Regions from separate parts of the Mus musculus genome. Here region 2 is linked to region 1. Evidence: chromatin loops called from intact Hi-C (ENCODE). Cell type or tissue: gastrocnemius. All regions are shown on one strand. Links, peaks and the distances in the headings refer to the core of each region. The heading gives the core; the rest is flanking DNA.

Evidence for each region. A loop is a pair of places that touch in the nucleus more often than their neighbours do. Peaks named below come from ENCODE experiments on the same cell type or tissue, not always from the same donor. Only the 100,000 strongest peaks of a DNase experiment are listed, where the experiment ranks them.
Region 2: it touches region 1 in a loop (2.3-fold over the local background); 3 of 42 quality-filtered maps call a loop at or near these places.

The regions. Positions count from the first base shown.
Region 1 is chr14:20,991,650-20,995,649 of GRCm38, reverse strand. Vcl (vinculin) reads right to left here. Exons shown (of 21, transcript NM_009502.5): 7 at 548-638. Among named protein-coding and RNA genes, the nearest start is that of Ap3m1, 59 kb to the left of the region's middle. In gastrocnemius, for the core only: a CTCF peak has its summit at 2,108 (motif pointing right); a DNase peak (open chromatin) is centred at 2,125.
Region 2 is chr14:20,762,177-20,770,042 of GRCm38, reverse strand. Camk2g (calcium/calmodulin-dependent protein kinase II gamma) reads left to right here. Exons shown (of 21, transcript NM_001360186.1): 6 at 3,818-3,890; 7 at 4,029-4,131; 8 at 4,564-4,647; 9 at 5,088-5,182; 10 at 5,775-5,897. Among named protein-coding and RNA genes, the nearest start is that of Camk2g, 28 kb to the left of the region's middle. In gastrocnemius, for the core only: no CTCF peak of the experiment used is centred there; a DNase peak (open chromatin) is centred at 3,927; H3K4me3 peaks cover 1,003 bases; H3K27ac peaks cover 4,000 bases.

The sequences.
Region 1 (4,000 bases), core at 1-4,000:
TGGCCATAAGTATGTGGCTGATGAAAAGTAGTCTCATAATTCAACAGGACTTAGGACCTCCAACTTCCATTAGGCTTTTCACATTTGCTCAAACAATCTGAAGTGGAATAAATATTAAATTAGAAAAGCCAAAAGCCTTGTTGGGTCTTATCTTTATATATTCAACTTTTATATATCTTACATTAAGATCACTGTACAATCTACTTAACTAAGTACTTTGCTGACATAAATGGCACCAGCTTCCAAACAGAACTAGCAAAAAAGGGTGTTTATTCAAAATAATAACCTTTCTGCTTCAGGGGATGGGCGAAGCAGTAACTTTTCAAAGACACCGGCTTAACTTGGTTTATTTATTCATGGTGAGAAATGAGAGATTTTATGCCTTCATCCTTTAAGGCCAGGGATGTTTCAATTTCTCAGAACTATGGCAGGATGCCACAGTTACCTCAGGATGGTGAGATTATGGAAGGATTCCTCCCATTCCTTCATTTGATTTGATTTTAACTGTTTATTGTTCAGAAAACAGAGTTTTTTACTGCAGAGTTACCTGGGGAGGCATTGGGGTCACGGAGCCAACCTTTGGCCTGGTTCAATTTGGAGTCTATGGACGCCAGCGCTCTCTTCATGGCTTCAGTGTCCTTTGGAAGAGAAATGCCACAGTTCTTGTGTGTTTTGTAACATGGTCTCTTAATTTTTACAGAGCAGTAGTTACAGCACTAACACACAACAGCTCAGGTAGTCCTACAACAGCCTTAAATAATCTCACCACACCACAAGTCTTGTGTCTGTCAAAATGCAACATCTTGCATGCAAATCTTCAGTTAATTCTATTCTGCCTCCTGGTGTCTTCAATGCTAAAATTGCAAAAAGCTTAAAAAACTGCTCAAGCCAAAAAAATGCCTAATGTCTCCAGCAGGAAGGAGCCCTGCTGCTCATACTTCATTATCAGCTTTCCTAATGGTCGCCATCCGGTAGGAAACTTGTGGAGCCTCAACATCAAGTGGAAGCCTTGCCAGAGCCCTCCCTGCTCTAGGCAAGCCTTATTAGTATGTGGTGCCACAAAGCACAGTCCTTTTATCTCTTATTTTAAAATGCACACGCACAAACACCAGATGGTATTTCACTATATTAAATAAATCAAAAAACTTAAAGAGTTACTCATTGGAAAAAATAAATAGTATTAATGTAACCATTTTGTTTTAGTTCTCAAAATAAACCACAAAAAGTTTTACAAGAAGGAAGCGCACTGCTGGCCTTCCCTGCTGTTCTTCACTCCTCGTCCTTAGATTTCCCCCCCCCCACCCTAACAAATGGATCTCAATGTATTGCTTATAACCAGGACTCAGGATGATAAGCATAAAACTAACACAGAATCTGCTAGGATGTCACTAGAAAACAACCAAATAAGAGAAAAAAAAATTTTTTTGAGACAGGGTCTCTTTATGTAGCTCTGGCTAGACAAAATTTGCTATGTCAACCAGGCTGGTCTGTTAACATAAAATTGTCTGATTAAAAAAGGTATGTGCCATGACTCCCAGCTTAATTTATAATACATAAAAAATAACAGTGAAACAAATATCCATGTGCCAATCTTTAGAACTGGGAGATTATACAGTCTCTCTCTCCCTCTCTTCCTCTTTCTCTTCTTCCTCCTCCTCTTCCTCCTCCTCCTTCTTCTTCTCCCCTCCCCTCCCCTCTCCTCCCCTCCTCTTCTCTCTCTCTCTCTCTCTCTCTCTCTCTCTCTCTCTCTCTCTGTCTCTCTCTCTGTCTCTGTCTCTGTCTCTACACCTCTGCCCCCATTCTCCCACCTCCAAGGGTATAACTGTGTAGCCCTAGTTCCCTGGAACTCATCACACAGACCAGGCTGGCTTTCCAGTGATCTGCTTCTGCCTCAACTTCTAGGATTAAAGGTATGTGCTACATCTGGCCCTAGTCTGGCCATCTCTACTTAACATCTTAAAAAACATTCTGTCTCCTTTTTTTGCACTAGAGAACTGACTCCCAGAGAGTCAATCCATCAAAGCATAATGTTAACTTCTAAAATTCTTCGCATGCCCTTATTCCTAAACTTTCTTATTTCCAGTCCTACCAGGGTTGTACCATCAAGCTTCCACAAGGGGGCACTGAGCACATCCCTACTTCCAAGTCAGAGTCATCACTATAACACAAAAAGAACAGGCTGAAAACTCAGCAGCAGCTGAACCCTGATGCTTCTGAAATGTCTACTCAAATGATGGACGCTGCTTTAGGACCCCCCTTTTCTTTCATCTAAAAAGATAGAGAGTGTGCTCTCATCCTAACTTTATTCTCAGCCACAGCAACAAAAAAAGTGCACTCCCGCTGGGTGGTAGGGTAGGGTGAAAAGTTACTAAGTTACATGAATTATGACAGCTACCAATGTTAGGCAACATCAGGAAAATCTAGTCCAAAGTCCACTCATAAGTACACTTAATAATATTGCTTAAATCTGTTTCTTTCTTCTACTTTGTTGCTTTGTTGTACAATAATTTATACAACAAGATTTGCTCCCAGAGCTGAATTTCAAATGAGAAAGGCCTAAATGGATAGACTCTCAGGTAACTCCTAACCTCAAAAAACTGGATAGCTTTCAGTATTTACCTACCATAACTTATAAGATTTTACAATTTGCCTACATATATATTTGTTTATAATAACATAAGCTTTTTCTTGAAAAAATATGTGCCTACCTTGGAAAAAAGAAATTGTGTCAATGTAAAATTTAAAATTCTGTTAATAAACACCTCTGTGATACTTTTAATTTTGGTGAGAAAACTAATAGACACCTACATTTCAAAATCTAAATTCCAAAGAATAGAACATATTTTCAGAAAGTCAGACAGATTTTAGCACTAATCTAGCAGTAATGGCTACTAGTTAGGAAGGTAACTTCAGTCCAGTTTCCTACAGGGTAGATGCTATCTTAGCCAGTTTCCCTTCAGTTACTTCAGTGAATCTCAAGGTGCAATGTAACTTTATCTTACAACTTAAGAAACAACGACTTGGGACCATCTGACCTTAAGCTTGCTGAATCCAACCTCTTATTTTATATCACATGAAACTCAATTTCTTTTTCTTTTCTTCCAAAGAAAGTTGGCAAATATGGCACAAACTTTCGGCACCAGTCAGCACATCTTCACCTCGTCAGTATGGGTTCCGCCTAATGCTTCTCAGAAGAGAAGCTCCAGAGCTCAGACTTACAATCTGCGCTAGCAGAAATGGCTGCTTTGATTCTCCAACGTGTCCCAAAACGGTTTGAAACACAATGCAAAAACAAGCTTTGCGCTAATCAGCATCCTCAAAAATCATTTCTTTTTTCTCTAGTAAACTCAACAGCCCCTTCACCATGAAGAGAAACTGTGATTCTCAGGAAGAGGGTAATTTTCTTCTGAGCAGCTCTGACAACACCAGGAAATTAAAATTAGCAGATGCTTGTTTCCCCAACTCTGAACCAAGGGCAAATATGAAATGAAGCTGCAATTTTTTTAAATGTTATTTGGATGTTTTCCTTGCACGTATGTTTGTGCACTGTGTGCATGTCTGGTGCTTATGGAGGCCAGAAGAGGGCATCAGATCCCCTGGCACTGGAGTTACAGGCGGTGCTGAACTGCCACGTGGGTGCTAGGAACTGAACAGGGGTCTTCAGAAAGAGTAGACAATGTTCTGACCCACTGAGCCACTCCAGTCCTGAAGCTGCATTTTTAAACCTGGGAATTGCAGTTAGTTTCAAGGTTGGTTTTGTTGTTGTTGTTGTTGTTGTTGTTGTTGTTGTTAGTTTCTAGGTTGGTTTTTGTTGTTGTTGTTGCTGCTGCTGCTGCTGTTATATTCTTCTATATTATATTTGTGTATGTGAGTGGGTGACAATGTATCACAGCACACCTGTGAAGGTCAAAGGACAGTTTACTGGAGTCAATGCTCTGTGACAATGTGAGTTCCAGGGATCAAACTTAGATCATCAGACCAGCAGACACGTGCATTCACC
Region 2 (7,866 bases), core at 1,598-5,597, 230 kb after region 1:
TGAGTGAAGCCCTTCGAGTTTAAATTGAAATAAGTCCTGGCTAGTTGTGTGTGTGTGTGTGTGTGTGTGGTTGTGTGTGTGTGTGTGTGTGTGTGTGTGTGTGTGTGTGTGTATGTTTGTGTGTGTATGTGTGTGTGTGTGTGTGTGTGTGTGTGTGTGTATGTATGTGTGTGTTTGTGTGTGTATGTGTGAGTGTATGTATGTGTGTGTTTGTATGTGTGTGTTTGTGTGTGTATGTTTGTATGTGTGTATGTGTGTGAGTGTATGTATGTGTGTGTGTATGTGTGAGTGTATGTATGTGTGTGTTTGTGTGTGTGTGTGTATATGTATGTGTGTGTGTGTGAGTGTATGTATGTGTGTGTTTGTGTGTGTGTATATGTATGTGTGTGTTTGTGTGTGTGTGTATGTGTGAGTGTATGTATGTGTGTGTTTGTGTGTGTGTGTATATATATGTGTGTGTTTGTGTGTGTGTGTATGTGTGAGTGTATGTATGTGTGTGTTTGTGTGTGTGTGTGTATGTATGTGTGTGTTTGTGTGTGTGTGTTTGTGTGTGTGTGTATGTATGTGTGTGTTTGTATGTGTATGTGTGTATGTTATTTTAGTAGTCTTTGAACTCTTGTCTGAACAAAGGCCTGTAAGATGTGGTAGAGCTGCATTCTCAGAAGTTAAATATTCAACGTACCTAGATTAATTTCTTTCAAAGCCTCTTCTAGGTTGCCTTTATCCTATTACCCCCAAAATACCTTTCTCCCACTACTATATACTCACAAGCATGCCCAATAGCCCTCTCTGTACCTTTTCCTTTTCAACAAATTCTAGTGTGTACAGGTTCCTTACACAGGTGCCTGGGGATCAGAGATAGGGGAAGCATCATTTTTTTTCCTGAAGGGTATAAAACTGGAGAGCTTCCTTGGGATCCTTCAGCCTTTGTCACTTTGTCACCTTACCATCATGACCATCAGCGTAAGGGAGTGTTTTCCACCTAAGCCAGTGGCTCTTGTGTGACAGCACAGTCTACCTGCATCGAGGTGCTCAAGTGCCATTAGGCCTGCTTTGCCCACCTTCTCCCTTCCCCATCATAGCCTGATTGTTGTTATCCTGCCTACAGCTTCTCTGGCTCAGGCTGCCTCTAGAGAGGAGGGGAGTGCCGCTTCCTCATGAATTTCTCAACCCTGAACAGCCGATGTTTGCTGATCAACTTCAGATGCCTCAGCCTGGGAAAAAAATTCTCAAGTGGAGAGATGAATTCCAGTGCCAGCAGGGGAGGACCAGGCTGTGGGTGGGAGGAGGCAGCGATAGCCCAGGGAGCTTGGGGGTGGGAGGACTGTACCAGTGGGCTTGGCCTGGCTCTGCTGGGACACTTCACACTTTTGCCATTTTTGGCCAGAAGGCTCTCCCTGCTAGCCGGGCTCTGTTCTAATTATACATTTCTGTGGAGACTCGCCTCTGAAGCTCAGTCTTAAAGTTCCTTTGGCAAACTATTGGGTTCTCTGCTGTAGGAGGCCCTGAGCCTCAGTGTCCAAGTCTGATGACATCCATTGACCCTTTGACTCTCATAGGACCCCCAGTACCAGATTTCAGAGAAACAAACTGTAAGTGCAGGCTCCGTAGGCTGGCACACCTGGATCTTCTGCAGGTCTGCCCTGCACACCTGGTGGAGGCTGCTGACTGGGCACGTACCCACGTACCAGTGTTCTTCAGCCTCAGTTGGCACAGATAATTTTTTTGTTACAAAGGTCTCTCCTATGTACGAAGAGAACTTAGACGCATATCAGTCAGCAGAGTCCCCCCGTTCCAAGTTGTGCCAACCACAGTTATTTCCAGACATTGCCAGATGTCTCGTGAAGGGCACACTCACCCTCCGAGTGAGTGGAAACTGCTCTGGAGTACTCACACCTGCCACCAGGAGTCTACCTATAGGACTAGCAGGAGCGTTTGCAAGGTGAACAGTCTGCTTTCATAAACAGGACCAACATGTGGTTCTGAGCTAGGTTGGCTTTTTTCTGTACAAAAGCATCAGAAACGCTATGTAGACATCCTATTTAAGGGCCCTCTTAAACATAATCTTTCTGGAAGGAATCTATGGGCTTCTCTTACCTCCCTACTAGTTGAGAAACTTTAGAGCAGTTAATATCTTAGGTAGTACAAGAAAGAAAACACTGTTAAGAGTCACACAGTAAATGTTTGAACAAGTGAAGGCTGTGCCCACCAGCTGTCTTCCCAAGATACGGCATAAGCCCCTCCTCTATGAAAAAGTGCGCTGGGCGGTGGTGGTGCACACCTTTAATCTCAGCACTCGGGAGGCAGAGGCAGGTGGATTTCTGCGTTCGAGGCCAGCCTGGTCTACAGAGTGAGTTCCAAGACAGCCAGGCCTACACAGAGAAACCCTGTCTCGAAAAAAAAAACCAAAAAACAAAACAAAACAAAAAATGTCTGCTTCTGAGGAAAGAGGAGGAAAGGGTTAGAGGTTCTCGCCTTCCTTAGGAATATTCAGCATCTTTCCATTCCTAGAAAACAAATTCCAGTCCTTGCCTTAAGGCTTTGTCACCCTAGAAAGCCCACATAACTTTACCTCATTTTCCATCCCTGTGGAGAGTCTTGATGAGGAGGGAAGAGAGCTCTTAGCTGAGTGTCACACATCTATAATCCCAGTGGTCCTGAAGCTGAGGCAGGAGGATCATGAATTCAAGGCCAGCCTGGGTCACAAAAGGTTACAGGCCAGCTTATGCTACATAGCAGGAAGACTTCAAAACAGGAAAAGGAAAGGAAGGAAGGGAGGAAGGAAGGAAGAAAAAGGAACCTTTATATACTGTTGGTATTGTAATTAGTATAGCCATTTTTGGAAAACAGTATGGATGTTTCTCAGAAAAACTAAAAATAGAAGTACCATATGATCCAGCAATCCCACTACTGGGTAAATACCCAATGAAATTAAAATCAGGATGTTAAATGTCTGTACACCCACGTTCATTGCAGCATTATTCACAATAACCAAGATATGGAAACAACCTGAATGTCCATTAGCAGATGAATGGATTAAAAAAAGAGTAGTGTATACTACTGAGCCTTAAAAAGGCCGGGAAATTCTATCACTTATGACAGGATAGGTGAGCCTGGATGACGTTATGTTCAGTGAGACAAGCCAGGCACAGGAAGACAAATACCACATGATCTTACTTACATGTGGAATCTAAAAAGGATGCCCTCGTGAGGGAAAGAGGAATAGTGGTTAGCAGAAGCCAGAGTAGGTGGGTGTAGGTGAGGAAAGAGAGGTGGTGGTCAGATAGGGGGATGGATTCCTGCATTGTAGTTAAGCACAGCAGGTGATTCGAGTTAGTAATGTTGGTGGTTTGGTTTGGTTTGGTTTGGTTTGGTTTGGTTTGGTTTAGCTTTTTCAAGACCAGGTTTCTTTATGTAGCCCTGGCTGTTCTGGAACTCACTCTGTAAACCAGGCTGGCCTCGAACTCAGAAATCCGCCTGCCTTTGTCTCCTGAGTGCTGGGATTAAAGGTGTGCGCCACCTACACCTGGCAAGGTTTTAAAACGTACAAAAAAAAAAAAGGATTTTTAATGTTCTCACTAGAAAGAATAAGCATTTGAGGTGAGGTATATGGTGATGTGCTTGTAGCAGAATCTCCCATTGTCCCTCAGAAGTCAGTAGTTATTTTTCAATTAAAAAATAAAAGCAAAATAGGTTGAGCTAGATAACATTTAAAGCCCAGGGTTCTAGCTTGTATTTCGGTGAGTGTAGTCCGCACAGGCAGTCGTCGGTGAGGTGGTTTAGCCCTGCACTGACATCGCTTGTGCTGTCCTTTCAGCCACTGTATACATCAGATCCTGGAGAGTGTTAACCACATCCACCAGCATGACATCGTCCACCGGGATCTGAAGGTACTCAACCGGGCTGACTACTTGTGACTCGTTGGCGCCCCCTGGTGCTAGATAGTGGCGCTGTGAGCCCAAAGTAGGCTCCCTTTGGGCTCCAGGGTGGATGCCTCCCTCATAAGGTTCTCTTTGTTCCTTCTGCAGCCTGAGAACTTGCTGCTGGCGAGTAAATGCAAGGGTGCTGCGGTCAAGCTAGCTGATTTTGGCCTGGCCATCGAAGTACAGGGAGAGCAGCAGGCTTGGTTTGGTAAGGGTGACCCTGTCTTCCGAGAATGCAGCCTCCACCCTTCCTCCTTTTCCTGGTCTGCCTTCCTCTTTCAGAACTAGAAGTCAGGCCTTTAATGGTCCTGGCCTTTTCAGAAAGTGGAGGAGGGTGCCCCCCCAGGTCCCTCCTCGCCCTCATGACTCATTACAGTGGGTCTGGCTGCTGTCAGCACTGCATTCTTATTGCCTCTGGGGAGGTGTTTGAGTTCCTGGTAGGCACAAGTACTTGCCCTCTGATTTAGATTCCAGGCACTGCACGTAGCCCAGCCTGTCATCTTTTGCGGCCTCGGTACTGAGTCAAAGCTTATATAGTAAAAGCAACCAGCATTAGGAGGGCTTTGGAGGGAATTACAGATGTGGCCTTACTGGGAGAGAAAGCGGGTTCAGTTTGGCTCTGCCCTCTCTTCTGCTACAGGTTTTGCCGGCACCCCAGGTTACTTGTCCCCTGAGGTCTTGAGGAAAGATCCCTATGGAAAACCTGTGGACATCTGGGCCTGCGGTAAGCCCATTCCATACCCTCGGCTCTTTGGTGTTCTGGGCCCTTGGCTTCCTGTGATGACAAGAAAAAGAGGCATTACACCCATCCCTTCTGGGTTCCACGGTGCCTGCTGTATGTGAAATCATGGTGTTGTTTGTTCTCCTTCCCTTGGGAGAGCTGTTCCTGTCATGCTTACTTCCCAAGTGACTTCCTGTATTATATTGTATCCTTCTTGGAGAAGGGCTCGTCCACACCTTAGAGGATAGACTAAAGAAGTCTCTGACATGGCTTGGTGCCGTAAGGAGTGAGGCACAACAGGAGGGATGGCATTATCTACTGGCGTCCACCTTTAACTCTGGCCCAGCCTTGCCCTTCTGGGTGGTTCTGAGCCCTGCATGGCCTTTCTTGGTTCCTCAGGGGTAGGTGAGTGACCCCAGTGACCTGTGTGTTCTGTCTCGCAGGGGTCATCCTGTATATCCTCCTGGTGGGCTACCCTCCCTTCTGGGATGAGGATCAGCACAAGCTGTATCAGCAGATCAAAGCTGGAGCCTACGATGTAAGGATGGGGTTCTGAGAGCTGAGCAGTCACTCCTGGAAGGACAGAGTCCCTGCCCCTAAGGGTCTGTCCAAGGGAGTAGTGATATTGTCACTTGATAACAGGGCATCAGGGGACTTTGAGGACCCAAGGATGGGCATACAGGACTCAATTCTTGCCACCTTATATACAGGGAACAGGTTTTGTTTTTTTTTTTTAAATGCTCCTGTTAGCTATAAAATTAAGGAACTCAATGAAGCTCTTTGGTCTGTTTCCACAAAGAATGGGGAAACTACGTGGCATGTTATATTACAGAGGGAGAATTTTAGAGGCTTCTCCACTGTTTTGGAACCTTGGGCACATTGCAAAACCTGTTTTCTCCTTAGTAAAAAGAGAAAGGTGAAGCAGAAAATGTCAGTTCCCTTCCTTCACCGACATGATACATGGACACCCTTACACTTATCATTCTGTCTTCTTTGAGTTGGCACAGCATACCCACTCTTGGGTACCACAAAGTATCTCAGTTGTAAGAGCTGGAATGAAGTCGGGTTACATTTCAGGGTAGAAGGCTCACAAATTTCCTGTCTCCCTTTTCCCTGTTCCCGCTCCTCAGTTCCCATCACCAGAATGGGACACAGTCACTCCTGAAGCTAAGAACTTGATCAACCAGATGCTGACCATAAACCCTGCAAAGCGCATCACGGCCGACCAGGCTCTCAAGCACCCATGGGTCTGTGTAAGTGTCTTTTCCCAGGCCTTGGAGATTGGGTGTGGCAGCCCTGGGGCACTCCTTGAACTTCTCTAAGGAGGATTCAGGAGGAGGGCTGGGGAGGTGTGAGTGGAGGCCAGGGTCAGGAAATGTCATCAGGGGGACTTGGGAGTTAAAAAGTGCTCATAGGTCTTCACTTGTCTCTCGCGCTTGTTGTGAGGCTGTGGTTTGGGTCTGTTGCTGGATTGGAAGAGGTAGTTAATGGTGGAAAACAGCTGATACCCCAGTGTGGAGTCCCAAGCTTGGGGTATATGTGGGCCTCAACTCTGACAAGGACCCAGTGAATGAACAAAGGCGGGAGGCTCTTGAAGCTCAGCATGAGGCCGGCTCTCAGCTGAGTGCTGAGGAGCCCCTCCTAGGCCCTCAGTGCAGGCTGATACACTGTTTCCATCCGTGGTTCTATCAAGCTGAAACAGCTAACCCAGACAAAGGAAAGGGCTGGTATAGTATAGCATCTTGAACAATGATAAGTTTTTCATTTCCCATGCTTATTGAATGTCCTTTTGTGCTGGTCACCAGACAGTTCCTGAAGATGAACAGGACCATGGTCTTTGCCCCAAAGATTTGGGAAAACAGGCATTCAAACCAGCAACCATGCCTGTAATCTGACAAACACACATCCAGGAGTGTCTGCTGCCCTTGATAGGGTCACAGAAGGTTTTGTGGAGAAGACGATCTATCCAGGTGTTACTCTATAGACAGAGGTTAATATGGAGAGAGTGAGAGGTCACAGGAGAACGTCACCTGCAAGGAATGTTAGTAGTTGCTTTACCATGACCAGGATTGCAAAAGAATGAGGGGGAAAAAAATTGCATGACACAGTGGTGCACACCTTTAATCCCAGCACTTAGGAGGCAGATCTCTGAGTTTGATGCCAGCCTAGTCTACAGAGCAAGTTTCAGGAATGCCAAGGCTATTCAGAGAAACCCTGTCTCAAAAAACCAACCCCCTTACTCCCCACCCCCCAGAAAAAGGTTGTATGTCATACCATCCTCTGCCTAAAGAGTTGAAGATTGTATTCTAAAGTGTAGAGTTTTAAAGACAGCATGCTATTTGCATTTAACATCACATTTGGAAGCTCTGTAGGAAATGGAATTGCTGAGGCTGGAGGCAGAGAGGCAAAAAGCTGTCACAACTGTCTAAGGAAGGCCAGGTGAGGTCTCAGCTGAGGGGGATGATGGAGGAGTGGGTAGTGCCGCCAAAGAAGAGAATCTGAAGGAGAGGCAAGTGGATGGGTGTTTAATCGGTCAGTGAGCAGATGGCTGTGCAGTTCGTGGACCCAGAAGAATACCAGCACTAAAAAGAGGGCATGGAGTGTGCAAAAGAGGGGGCTATAGACATGAGAAGTTGGAAATGTGCCCTGCCGTTCTCTCATAGGTGATGGTGAGGAATTGGAAATATATGAAGTTGTTCTTGTGCTGAACAGATTCTTATTGCCGGCTTATGTTGCTTCAGCAAGAGAAGAGAGAGCCGCTAAATACAAGCATTTAAGGACAAGGAGTTAAAAGAGTCATGCAGAGAGGTTGAGAAGAAGATACAGGGACTGAGAACGTACAAGTGGGCCTTAGTGAGAGCGGCAGCGGCCAGATGCTGAACAAGTCCTCCACTAAGATAGGAAGGAACCTCTAGCTTTAACTGACCAGAGGCCATGGTTTCGTTATTTCACAGAGATAGCGGAATATGATAGGAGAGAAACTCCCTTGTCTGCAGAGACCTGAGGCTGAAGGCTGGGAAGCCAGGCAGTGAAGGAGCAAATGGCTGATACTCCTTACAGGAAGAACTTGGGTCAGGAAGCTTTGTTCATTTTTTGCTTCCCTTTGTTAATACATAGTTGTAGATATAAATGTGCACTGCTAATTGTGATAATTTGCATATGCCACACCATGCACTATTCAATACCTCTACCCCACGAACCTCCTTTCTAGCCTCCAGGAAT